Linked DNA regions of Homo sapiens: region 2 is linked to region 1. A link is a contact called in ENCODE Hi-C or POLR2A ChIA-PET data. All regions are on one chromosome and are shown on one strand. The core of a region is the stretch at or near the end of the contact, and the rest is flanking DNA. Distances in the headings are between cores, read along the strand shown. Region 1 holds the start of POP5 (POP5 ribonuclease P/MRP subunit). Region 2 overlaps CAMKK2 (calcium/calmodulin dependent protein kinase kinase 2).

Region 1 (6,467 bases), core at 3,596-6,095:
CCTGGCTAAGCAGATGGAGGGTTTAATTTCATCTAGATTGTCCCCATAAGGGTTTTACAGAAAATTGGTTAAGATTCGAGGAGTAGGAGCCTCTTACGAGCAGTGGCTGCTTAATAAAATGCTGGAGCAGATACAGTTTCCCTTTGCCACCATCCACAACAGCAGCATCTGGGCTCTGACAGAAACCCCTCGGATGCCAAAGTCACCTCAGAATGGTACCCCAGTTGCGCTCTCCTTCCTCAGCATCTTTCTAGGTCCCCGAATACAGAGTAGAGAGCAAGGGGTTAAGAGCACAGGTTTTAGGGTAAGACAGATGTCCACCCAAATTTACTGTGTCAACTTGGGCAAGCCATTTTCCTCCCTGTGTCTCAGAGGATAATGGGTCCTAACTTCATGAGGCTGATGTGAGGACTCAATCAATCAAACCCAGAAAAGACAGTGGCCAGCACACTGGGAGAGCCCAATTAATGATCACCCAGGAGACACGGATGAAGAATAAAGACAGTGATCCCGGCTGGACACGGTGGCTCACACCTGTAATCCCAGCACTTTGGGAGGCCCAGACAGGCAGATCACATGAGGCCAGGAGTTCGAGACCAGCCCGGCCAACATGGCAAAACCCCATCTCTGCTAAAAATACAAAAAATAGCCAGGTATAGTGGTGGGCACCTGTAGTCCCAGCTACTCAGGAGGCTGAGGCAGGAGAATCGCTTGAACCTAGGAGGCAGAGGTTGCGGTGAGCCAAGATGGAGCTACTGCCCTCAAGCCTGTGGGACAGAGTGAGATCCTGTCTCAGAAAAAAAAAAAAAAAAGGCCGGTCGCGGTGGCTCACGCCTGTAATCCTAGCACTTTGGGAGGCCAAGGTGGGTGGATCACGAGGTCAGGAGATGGAGAGCATCCTGGCTAACACGGTAAAACCCTGTCTCTACTAAAAATATAAAAAATTAGCCAGGCGAGGTGGCACGTGCCCGTAGTCCCAGCTACTGGGGAGGCTGAGCCAGAAGAATCGCTTGAACCCGGGAGGCAGAGGTTGCAGTGAGCTGAGATCGCGCCACTGCACTCCAGCCTAGGCGGCAGAGGGAGACTCCATCTCAAAAAAAAAAAAAAAAAAAAAAAAAGGAATCTGAGAAGTCCCAGGACGACTGTAATAATGCTAACAGTAATGACAACAGTGACCACCCCATTGATCCAGGGGATACCTGACTCGGCTAAGGGCACAGGCTGGGGTCAGACAGACGTGGATTGGGCTCTATTGTGCACCTGGGTGAGTTGTGATGTCGCACCTGGGTGAGCTCACCTCTCAGAGCCTCATCGGCTTCCTCACCTGGGGAGGATAATGGCTCTGCGGCCCGGCTGGGGAGAGAACCGAGGAGGGGTTGGGGTGTGAGCCCCCGCCGCTGCCCCTTCGCGGCCGGCATTCCGGCGGCGGGCACGGCCGGGGCACACCCCGTCGCCGTCCAGCGGATCTCCGGGCCCCGGGGAAGACGGCCGCTCCTCCTCCATGCCTCCGCGGGCGGATTCCCCCGCAGCCTCCCGCGCCGCGCAGCGGGGACCCGGGTGATTGCAAACAGCCGCCGGCCTCATTAGGAGACTTATAATTAGCGGCTGGCGCAGCCCGAGCCGGCGCGCGCTAATTACCGCGGGGAGCCCGCCCGCCCGGCCACCGCCGGCGTCTGCACCCTCCTGGGCCAGAAGGGGCCGGGCCTGGTCCAAGACTGGGAGGCCGCGGGCCGTGCCAATGTGCTTCCTCCCGGGGCTGTGCCTGTGGGGGAAAAGTAAATCATTTGTTCAGAACAGCGTTTACTTGCCGAGGGCGGTGGCACACGCCTGTAATCCCAACACTTTGGGAGGCCGAGGCGGGCGGATCACTTGAAGTCAGGAGTTTGAGACCAGCCTGTCCAACATGGTGAAATCTCTACTAAAAATACAAAATTAGCCGGGCGTCGTGGCAGGCGCCTTAATCCCAGCTACTCTGGAGGCTGAGGCAGGAGAATTGCTTGAACCCGGGAGGCAGAGGCTGCAGTGAGCCGACATGGCGTCACTGCACTCCAGCCTGGGCGACAGAGCAAAAAACTGTCTCAAAAAATTCCTGTTGTTTGGCTATATTTTCTTTTTTCTTTTCTTGTTTTTAAGACAGTCTTAAAAATCAGTCTCAAAAAACAAACAAAACAAAAAAAACAAAAACAAAAAAAGGGCTTACTATGCACTCGCTGTGCCAGGCATTTTGTCCACATGACCCCGCTTAAACTTCATATCCACCCACGAGGGAGGAACCATTGTTATCCCATTGCACAGATGAGGAAACTAAGATCTGAGACATGAATTAACCCTCCTGACAGCACCTGGCCGGGCCAGTAAATGACGGAGTAGCGAATCGAACCTCCATCTGTCGTCTCTCCATCTTATTACACTAAATGGACGAGTGAAATCCTGCACGGGAGAGCACCAACCGTGTTGACCAGAACAAGGAGTCAGCTGGCTTTGGGTTCGAATTCTGATCCTGCTCCTAACTGGATACGAGGCTTTGGTCTGAGCCCCAACTGCATCTATAAAATGGGCGAAGCATTGCTGTTGAAATGAAGGCTGGGAGGAGTGAAATTTCTATGAGGGGTGGAGCGCTCAGGAGTTGGGGGTGTCTTGCTCTCTCCGCGCACTGCGGACCTCTGGCGCCCCCTGTTGGCCAAAGGAGGATGTCGCAGACACTTTCTGGTGAAAAGTTGTTCTTGGGTGGGGAGTGCCGTCACTGTCACTGGTCCCTTGGCAGGGCCACGGCGTTCCCTCTTCCTATTCTTTTCTTCCCTACCTTCCCCCACATCCCTCCTTTAAGGTGGCCAAGAAGAGTGGGAGATGGGAAAATTCAGAACTCATTCCAGATCTTGCAAAAATAGGTTGTGAAAGCTGCCCCCATTACGGACCTCACAGGACCAGCCAAGGCCAAGACACTTCTACAAATAATCAGGGATGGGCATAAAGACTAAGCTACAAAGCCATGCATCAAAGTATTGGGTATAACAAGAAAATCTAGAAATAATGTAAACGTCTACCAAAGGGATACTGACCAACTTCACAATGGTACGTCCAAACAATGCAATACTGCACAGCTAAAAAACAGTATTGTCGCTGAAGAGCTGACATGAAAATATAGCCAAATGGCCAGGCGTGGTAGCTCACGCCTGTAATCCCAGCACTTTGGGAGGCCGAGGTGGGTGGATCACCTGAGGTCAGGAGTTCAAGACCAGCCTGGCCAACATGGGGAAACCCTGTCCCTACTAAAAATACAAAAATTAGCCAGTTGTGGTGGCACACACCTGTAGTCCCAGCTACTTGGGAGGCTGAGGCAGGAGAATCGCCTGAATCCAGGAGGCAGAGGTTGCAGTGAGCTGAGATCGTGCTCCAGCTTGGGCAACAGAGTGAGACTCCGTCTCAAAAAACTAAATAAATAAATACAAAAATTAGCTGGTCGTGGTGGCAGGTGCCTGTAATCCCAGCTACTCGGGAGGCTGAGGCAGGAGAATCGCTTGAACTCAGGAGGCAGAGGTTGCAGCCAGCCTCCTGGCTGCATTTATATAAAGTTTAAGAACAGGCAAAATTAATCTAGCAGGGTAGAAGTGGTAATAGTGGCTGATAGCAGTAAGCAATTTGACTGGAAGAGGGCTCAGGGAACCTTCTGGGATACTGGAAATGCTCTTTATTTTAATCTTGGAGGTGGTTATAGAAGTCTATCCATATGTAAAAATTCATTGAGATGAATACACTTAAGAATATGTACTTTATGTAATACCCCATAAGACATTTTTTTTAAAATACTTAAAAATAAAAGAAAAAACATAATTTAACAGAGGGCATAGTTCTCAAGCTGTTTTCTCTGTCTCAGGACCCCTTTACACACGTTACTGAGGGTGCCCAAGAGCTTTTAGTTTTGTGGGTTATATTTACTATGGACATTAAAGTTGAGAAACGTTTAAAAAACAATACACAATTCCTAGAGCAGTGACGTCATCACGTCAAGCAGCCTCTGGAAAACTTGACTGTTCACTCAGAGAGAATGAAAAAGACAAGTAACATCTTAGCATTATTATGAAAGTAATTTTGACTTCGGGGACTCCCAAATCGAGTGAATTTAGGAAATCTCAGTGGTCCCCAGACGGCACTTTGAGAACCACTGGCGCAGGGAGAAAATGACAGAAGAAAACACACTACACGACAACAGTTATTCTCTCTCAGTGCTGGGATTATAATTTATTTGCTTCTTTGTGCTTTTCTGTCAAAAAAAAAAGGTAAACGGAAATGGAAAATACAATGACCACGTATTGTTTCTGCGAGCAAAAAACGAGACGGCACACTCGCCTCCCTAAGATTGCTGAAAGGCCCAAACAGCAATAGCATATTTAGCTGTATGGAAGAATTAAACTGAGCTCAAACCTGAAAATAAAAGTCCGATTTCCCGTTTGTCAATGCCTGGGCTGTGAGGTGCAGGGTCTTGCCCTCAAAAGCTCCACCGTTCACCTTGGGGAGAGAATATACTCGCATACATAACTGTGGTGCAAGGTTCCCAGGGCCCCAAGGGTAGCGGCTACATCCTACACACTATTGTAAACTTCAGTGTGCAACAGAACCATCCATTACAGCTGCAAGGCGCTCCATCCCGGGGTTCAGCCCTCAAACTAGTCAGTGACCCTCCGCAGGACGCATGCGCGCTTACAAACGCAGTTGGGCGGGGCTTGAGAGAGCTGACAGACTTCGGCCTCTCAACTTTCTAGCTCCGCCCTAATATCCTGTCTCCTTCTCTGAATGGCTGAAAGGCTGCGGAAGCAAGCTTCCCATTGGCAGCGGACAGAATTCACATCCGGTTTGCACGCCGGACCGGAGAGCGCGGAGGCAGCCATGGTGCGGTTCAAGCACAGGTAAGCATTCCCTTCCAGACCCTCCCAGTGCCTTGCTGGGTCCTCGCGGCCCCGCTAGTGTCCACCTTCCTCTCGCCTGCCGCAGGTACCTGCTCTGCGAACTGGTGTCTGACGACCCCCGCTGCCGCCTAAGCCTCGATGACCGAGTTCTGAGCAGCCTCGTACGGGACACGATCGCCAGGGTGCACGGAACTTTCGGCGCAGCCGCCTGCTCCATCGGCTTCGCGGGTGCAAGGGCGCTGGGGGAAGAGGGGAACCCGGGAGGATGGCGGGATGTGGAGGGGGCAGGCGCCGGAGGAAGAAAGAAGGGGCACGAGTGGCCAAGCCCGTGCACCGTTTTTTGTAAGGTATCTCTTTAAGCGCCTGGGACCCCAAGCGAGAGTCCGAAATTAGCAGAGCGCTAAAAGGAGGGGCCCGAAGGCAGTGGGGCTTTGAGCTAGAAGCCTCTTTTTACCTGCTTGACAGGTAATTTCTGTAATTGGTTGTGATTGAATTTGATAGGGTAGAGAATTAAATGAGGGAAGCTGTGTATACTTCCTAGTAAGAGCTATTATATGACCGATTACATTAACATCATATGGAAAAAAATTGTCAAAAGTACTCCGGGAAAGCCCTTAAATAGTTGGTAAAGTACAGAACACATGATTGTCAATATATGTAAATACAGGATGAGCTAGGACAGAGGGGCCCTTCTTTCACACCACTTAAATTAGTTCCCACTTTAACCTTGTTTGAGATTGACTTCTGGAGAGTTAAATGCAGATAGACTTAACTCTCCTAAGTCAGGTGAGACTGAGAGCTGACTGCTACAATAATTACGGAGCCCAAATGCAGTAAAACAGCCTGTTTTTCAGGCAAGGGTTTTGTGGGGGTTTTTCCTAAATTAAAACGGATCGCCTCCTACCTGCTCCTATTTATTGAATTAACTAGTGAATTAGAAAGCATTTTCAATTCTAAATTCATTCACCAGTTCTGAGTGGTGTGCAACACAGTGGGTGTTTTGGCTTTTCTCTTTTACTCGCTGATAGATCTACGTGCCACTTGCCTACAACATACTTTTGGCACATAGTAGGCTCTGTTACTCCAAAGTTTTCCTTTTTTCGAGACAGTCTGGCTGTTGCCCAGGCTGCTGGAGTGCAGCAGCGAGATCGGGGGTCATTGCTGCCTCTGCCTCCTGGGTTCAGGCGATTCTCATGCCTCAGCCTCCTGAGTGGCTGGAATTACAGGTGCGCACCACCACACCCAGCTAATTTTTGTATTTTTAGTAGAGACGGGGTTTCATCATGTTGGCCAGGCTGGCCTCGAACTCCTGACTTAAAGTGATCTGCCCGCCTCAGCCTCCCAAAGTGCTGGGATTACAGGCGTGAGCCACCACACAGAGCAAAAGTTTTCCAAAATGATTTTTCTTTCCTGTTGTAGTTCGATATCTCAATGCCTATACTGGAATAGTGCTACTTCGATGCAGAAAAGAATTCTATCAGCTTGTGTGGTCAGCTCTTCCCTTCATCACATACTTGGAGAACAAAGGACACCGTTACCCATGCTTTTTCAACACATTACATG
Region 2 (6,365 bases), core at 1,149-3,648, 680 kb before region 1:
TCCTCTCGAGGCAGCCTGTGCCCTGGCACCTTCCACCAAAGACAGCTTTCCCTTTCCTGGTCCAGCTGGCCCCACCGGAGGCCACACCCCTGGTTGGGATCAGCAGGTGGAAGGGAGTTCTTGCTGGAACTTTATCTGATCCTATTCATTCATTTGCATGTATTTATTTTTTTTGAGTCAGGGTCTTGCTCCGTTGCCCAGGCTTACAGTTCAGTGGTGTGACCACAGCTCACTGCAGCCTTGATCTCCCAGGCTCAAGTGATCCTCCCACCTCAGCCTCCTGAGTAGCTGGATTATAGGCATGGGCCACCATACCCAGCTAATTTTTAAAATTTTTCTAGAGACAAAGTGTCACTATGTTGTCCAGCCTGGCCTCAAATGCCTGGGCCCAAGAGATCCTCCTGCATTGGCCTCCCAAAGCATGTATATATTGACAACCTCCTATATGGTGGGCACTGTTCTAGGTGGTACACAGAAAAAAGGTAGAAAAACAATTTTATATTTAATTTAACATTGTATAGGAAAAACTATAACCAGCACCCCAAACTCATAGTTTCATGGATATTATCATCTAGGACAAGGCTAAAAAATTAAAAACTGAGTCAATTTAAAGAAAAACATTCAATAAATAATTGATGTGGCATATAGGTATGGCCAGATTATAAACATAGTAGGCAAATAAATGAAGTTTGGGGAGATACAGCAGAAATCACAATATGCCAAAAGTCATTTTAGCCCAGAATGGCATTCTTAGCGTAATTCTCTCACTTGGGACCCCAGATCCAGGTCAGAATGGCTTTGAGCTCTTTCTGAGGCGTGCCTTTGTTCATTCAACAAATGTTACAATTTGTCAGACCCTGCTGTAGGTTCATCAGGGACAACATTCAAAAACCCCTGTCCTTGGGGAGCGCACCTGAGTGTGATGCGTGGGTTTTGAAAGCGACAACACCGTAACAAAACAAAAACCCCGAGCAGGACACGAGGGGCTGCTAGTTTTGGGTTGGGGGATGGAGAAATACAGTGGCTCCCCAGGGAATGTCTCACCAAGGTGACATTTGGGCAGAACAGCAGGGACCAGGTGGCAGAAGGTATTTTACAACATTGTAAAGAACTTGGATCGGGCACAGTGGCTCACCCCTGTAATCCCAGCGCTTTGGGAGTCCGAGCGGGTGGATCACCTGAGCTCAGGAGTTTGAGACCAGCCTGGGCAGCATAGCGAAACCCCGTCTCTACTAAAAATACAAAAATTAGCTGGGCATGGGGGTGTGCACCTATAATCTTGGCTACTCGGGAGGCTGAGGCACGAGAATCACTTGAACCTGAGAGGCGGAGGTTGCAGTGAGCCAAGATGGCGCCACTGCATTCCAGCCTGGGCAACAAAGTGAGACTGTCTCAAAAAAAAAAAAAAAAAAAATTGGCTTTGACTCTGAGAGTGATGGAAGCCATTGGGGGGTTTGAGCTGACGGGTGGAATGAGAATAAAGAGAACATGGTCCAAGCCTCAAAGAAGAGTTTCGTGATCTGCTTGAGCTGGGCAGCTGCAGGGATAGTTTTTCACAACTCGAGGTGGCAGTTGCAGAAAGCCATGCTAATTTGGGGTATGTGATTCCAGTGGTTTTGAAAATCCTGACACGGTTATATTTTACTTTCCAGCCACAGCCGTGTGAGACTGAGACAGACAGGGCAGTGCATGAGGCCGGGTAGTAGGTATCAGAAAGGGTCTGCAGCTACAGGCCTGACATGCAAAGGGCAGAAAACTCAGTCCAGGTGCGGTGGCTCATGCCTGTAACCCCAGCACTTGGGAGGCTGAGGTGGGAGGATTGCTTGAGGCCAGGAGTTTGAGGCTGCAGTGAGCTATGATTGTGCCACTGCACTCTAGCCTGGGCGACAGAGTAAGACCCTGTCTCAATAAAACAAAAAAAGGTGGAGGAGGGGGCTGGGTGTGGTGGCTCATGCCTGTAATCTCAGCACTTTGGGAGGCCAAGGCAGGTGGATCCCCTGAGGTCAGGAGTTCGAGACCAACCTAACCAACATGGTGAAACCATGTTTCTGCTAAAAATACAAAATTAGCCAGATGTGGTGGCACATGCCTGTAATCTCAGCTACTTGGGAGGGTGAAGCAGGAGAATCACTTCAACCTGGGAAGCGGAGGTTGCAGTGAACCGAGATCGTGCCATTGCACTCCAGTCTGGGTGACAGAGCTAGACTTTGTCTCAAAAAAAAAAAAAAAAAAAAGTAGAAAACTCGATCTCTATTTCTAGAGGTTAAAAAATTCCCACCCACTGCTCAGCCCCAAAAGTGGTTGAACTGTTAGCGACTGAAAATAGACCTGTTTCAACAGGCCACCCTCCCTCATGCCACCTGATTTATGGTGCTTGGGTGGGTGGGAGGATGGTGCAGAAATTCATGAAGCTTGCAAGTGAAGACTTAAATAACCAAGGCAGGAAAGGCCAGAGCTGAGGGGGCCAGCGCTGGGTTGTCTGTAGAAGCTGTACCTTAGCAGCATTGCCTTTGTTTTTAACTACAGCCTGAAGCAATAGCAAATCTGCCCTAACTCACACTGGTTGATGAAACTGAAGATGGGGAAGGCCTGGGAGAGTTCAGTTCTTTTCCTGATCAGAACCTTTAAGCCTTCTTTTTGTCTGAGTAGCTTCCCTGTTCCCCTTGGCCACCTCAGCCCTTGGAGAGCTTTGAAACAACCCTTTGGTTTCATTTTTAAAAAATTTTTTTGCCTGTAACCCCAGCACTTTGGGAGGCCGAGGTGGGTGGATCACCTGATGTCAGAAGTTCGAGACCAGCCTGACCAATACGGTGAAACCCCATCTTTACTAAAAATACAAAAAATTAGCCGGGTGTGGTGGCAGGTGCCTGTAGTCCCAGCTACTCGGGAGGCTGAGGCAGAAGAATCGCTTGAACCCAGGAGGCAGAGGTTGCAGTGAGCCAAGATCGTGCCACTGCACTCCAGCCTGGGCAACAGAGCAAGACTCCATTTCAAAAAAAAAAAAAAAGTTTTTTTAATTTTTGTGGGTACATGGTAGGTGGATATAGTCATAGGTTACATGAGATGTTTTAATACCGGCATGCAGTGCATAATAATCCCATCATGGAAAATGGGGTATCCCCTCTGGTTTCTATTACATGCTCATCTCATTGTGGGTGTATGATTCCAGAACAACAAGCAACCCCAGAGTCATCCTCCACTGGATTTTGAAATCGACTGTGCTCTTTTTTTTTTTAACTTCCTAAAGTACAGCCTTGTATTCCAATTTATGCTTGTCATAGCAGAATCAAATTAAATAACTATACCACGTGACCCAGAAATTCCACTCCTAGGTATATACCCAAAAGAACCAAAAACAGATATCCACACATGAACATATCCATGTACACGAACGTTCATTGCAGCACTTCCCAACAGCCAAAGAGTAGAAACAGTCCATATGCCCCTCAACAGATGAATGGACAAAGAAAATGTGGTCTATCCATACAATGGAATATTATTCAGCCATTAAAGGGAATGAAGCACTGATCCATGCACCAGTGTGGATGAACCTTAAAAACGTGCTAATGATGCTAAGTGAAAGAAGCCAGACACAAAAGGCCACATAGTGTACAATTCCATTTATATGAAATGTCCAGAACAGGCAAATCTATAGAGACAGGAAACAGATTGGTGGTGGCCAGGGGATTGAGGGAGGGAAGAATAGGGAGTGACTGCTAATGGGTATGAGGTTTTCTTTTGAGGTGATGAGAATGTTCTGGAACTAGATAGTTGTGATGATTGCCCAAAATTGTGAATATACTAAATGCCACTCAATTGCACGCTTTAAAATGGGTAATTTTATGTTACGTAAATTTCATCTCAAAGAAATTTTTTTTTTGGGACATTCTTGCTCTGTTGCCCAGGCTAGAGTGCAGGGGTGCAATCTTGGCTCACTGCAACCTCCGCTGTCCAGGTTCAAGTGATTCTTGTGCCTCAGCCTCCCAAGTAGCTGGGATTACAGGCACCTGCCACCACGCCCGGCTGATTTTTGTATTTTTAGTAGAGATAGGGTTTTGCCACGTTGGCCAGGCTGGTCTCGAGCTCTTGACCTCAGGTGATTCGCCCACCTCGGCCTCCCAGAGTGTTGGGATTACACTGGCGTGAGCCACCGTGCCCAGCCCCCTGCCGTGTTTTCTTTGACCAGTGGATCCTGGGCCAATTTGAGCACTAGAAGTCAAGCCAGACTGTGGGCCTGGGGACGTCAGAAATCCCTGGTTCTTTGCCTTCTGATGGAAATTTAGCAAAGCAGGACCTTGGCCAGCTTGGTTCAGTGGACTGTTCCTCTCCCCAGCTCTAATACTAGTTTCTGTCTTTCTTGGTGTTTCTGGAGGTGGTTGGGAGGTGGGGAGGACAGAGAGAGATGGATGTTCAGTTTCCCATGTAACAGTTTCACCCTTTTCTTCCCTACAGTGTTCGAACTGGTCAACCAAGGGTGAGTGTCCCAGCTCCCAGCAGGGGTGATGCAAGAAGCTTCTGTAGCTGCATAGCTGAGTGAGGTGCCACTGGGCTCTGCTCATGAGAGAGGGCAAGGGCTGGCGGGTCTGCTTTGTGTTTCACATGAGTGTCGACCTTTCAGGCCCGTGATGGAAGTGCCCACCCTCAAACCACTCTCTGAAGACCAGGCCCGTTTCTACTTCCAGGATCTGATCAAAGGCATCGAGTACTGTGAGCAGGGCCTGCGGGAGGGCTCTCACCCAGTGGGTAGTTAGCATTCTGAGCGTGGGTGCAAAGTGGAAAGTGTCTTATTTTCTTCCTGGAGCACAGGGAGGTGGGCGGGTGGATTGGGGTCCTCTAGAGGGACAGAACTAATAGGAGATACATATATATATATAAAATTATATATATAAAATTATATATATAATTATATATATAAAATTATATATAATTATATATATATAAAATTATATATAAAATTATATATATAATTATATATATAATTATATATATATAAAATTATATATATAATTATATATATATAAAATTATATATATATAAAATTATATATATAATTATATATATAAAGGGGAGTTTATTAAGTATTAACTTACACGATCACAAGGTCCCACAATATAGTCTGTCTGCAAGCTTGAGGAGCAAGGAGAGCCCATCTAACTCTCAAAACTAAAGAACGTGGAGTCTGACGTTTGAGGGCAGGAAGCATCCAGATAGGAAAAAAACATAGGCTGGGAGGCTAGGCCAGTCTCACCTTTCACGTTTTTCTGCCTGCTTTATATTCGCTGGCAGCTGATTAGATTGTGGGTCTGCCTTCCCCAGCCCACTGACTCAAATGTTAATCTCCTTTGGCAACACCCACACAGACACATCCAGGATTAATACTTTGTATCCTTCAGTCCAATCAAGTTGACACTCAGTATCAACCATCATAGTGGGAAACAGAATTGTGTGAAATGCAGAATCAGGGCCAGCTGCAGAGAGCCACCCTATGGCCATGGTCCAGGCGAGCCAAAACCCTTCTTCCTGCCACTTGGCAAAATGAAGAGCAGTAGCAATAGTGACTATTTAGCACTTTCTATGTGCACCAGGCACTGTTTGGGGCTCTATTTTTTTTGTCTCTTATTCCTCCCAGTGACCCTGGGATCAGGGTCCTGTTCACCTCCTGGAACCTTAGCTTCCTCATCTGTAAAATGGGGATAACATATCTCTCACCAGGGCTGAGATCAGCCAGTACACATCAGTGGTTTGATTGGCAGGTGTCCTTTCTGCTTCTGCTTGTTAAACATCTTAGCTCTTTTTTTCCTTTGAGATTCTTGCCCTGTTGCCTGGGCTGGAGTGCAGTGGCGCGATCTCAGGTCACTGCAACCTCTGCCTCCTGGGTTCAAGCAATTCTCATGCCTCAGCCTCCCAAGTAGCTGGGACTACAGGTGTACGCCACCATGCCCGGCTAATTTTTGTATTTTTTGTAGAGATGGGGTTTCGCTATGTTGGCCAGGCTGGTCTTGAACTCCTGACCTCAGGTGATCCCCCTGCCTTGCCTCCCAAAGTGCTGGGATGACAGGCGTGAGCCACCGTGCCCGGCCACCACGTTATCTCTTATCCCTGCCTGTCACATAGGATGGTTGTGAGGTTTAATTAAATGTAAAATGTGAATGTGAAACACAACGCAGGGCCGGGCCCCTCACTTGGTGCTCTGCTGCTGCTTTCACTGAAATCGTCTTCATCATCATCATCACCCCAGAAATGGCAGTTGGGTCTTCCAGGCCATAGAACTGTCCTGTACCATGGGCTGATATCCAGCCAGGAGGAGTTAGCCAAGCCCCGAGTTCTGTGTGTGGTTCACATTTCAAATCGGCCTGCTCAGGTCA

What was found. A loop is a pair of places that touch in the nucleus more often than their neighbours do. ChIA-PET counts read pairs that join two places held with the same protein, here RNA polymerase II (POLR2A). Pooled maps may share reads with other maps.
Region 2: a loop to region 1 is called in a pooled map, with 2.0 times the contacts of the local background. The contact joins the enhancer-like site here to the promoter of POP5 in region 1. A Hi-C loop is called at or near these places in 4 of 50 pooled maps. POLR2A ChIA-PET finds 5 or more read pairs at or near these places in 2 of 52 experiments (H1 and RWPE1).

What each region holds. Positions count from the first base shown.
Region 1 is chr12:120,579,780-120,586,246 of GRCh38, reverse strand. POP5 (POP5 ribonuclease P/MRP subunit) reads left to right here and starts at 4,845. Exons shown (of 5, transcript NM_015918.4): 1 at 4,845-4,904; 2 at 4,990-5,132; 3 at 6,324-6,467. The coding sequence starts at 4,885. RefSeq lists silencers at 1,313-1,382, 1,413-1,782.
Region 2 is chr12:121,253,892-121,260,256 of GRCh38, reverse strand. It overlaps CAMKK2 (calcium/calmodulin dependent protein kinase kinase 2), which reads left to right. Exons shown (of 17, transcript NM_001270485.2): 8 at 4,453-4,474; 9 at 4,619-4,707. Among named protein-coding and RNA genes, the nearest start is that of CAMKK2, 40 kb to the left of the region's middle. RefSeq lists an enhancer at 4,164-4,664. Within about 2 kb of position 2,398, at least 2 of the 41 ENCODE cell types and tissues checked have a DNase peak (open chromatin) inside an H3K27ac peak, as active enhancers do.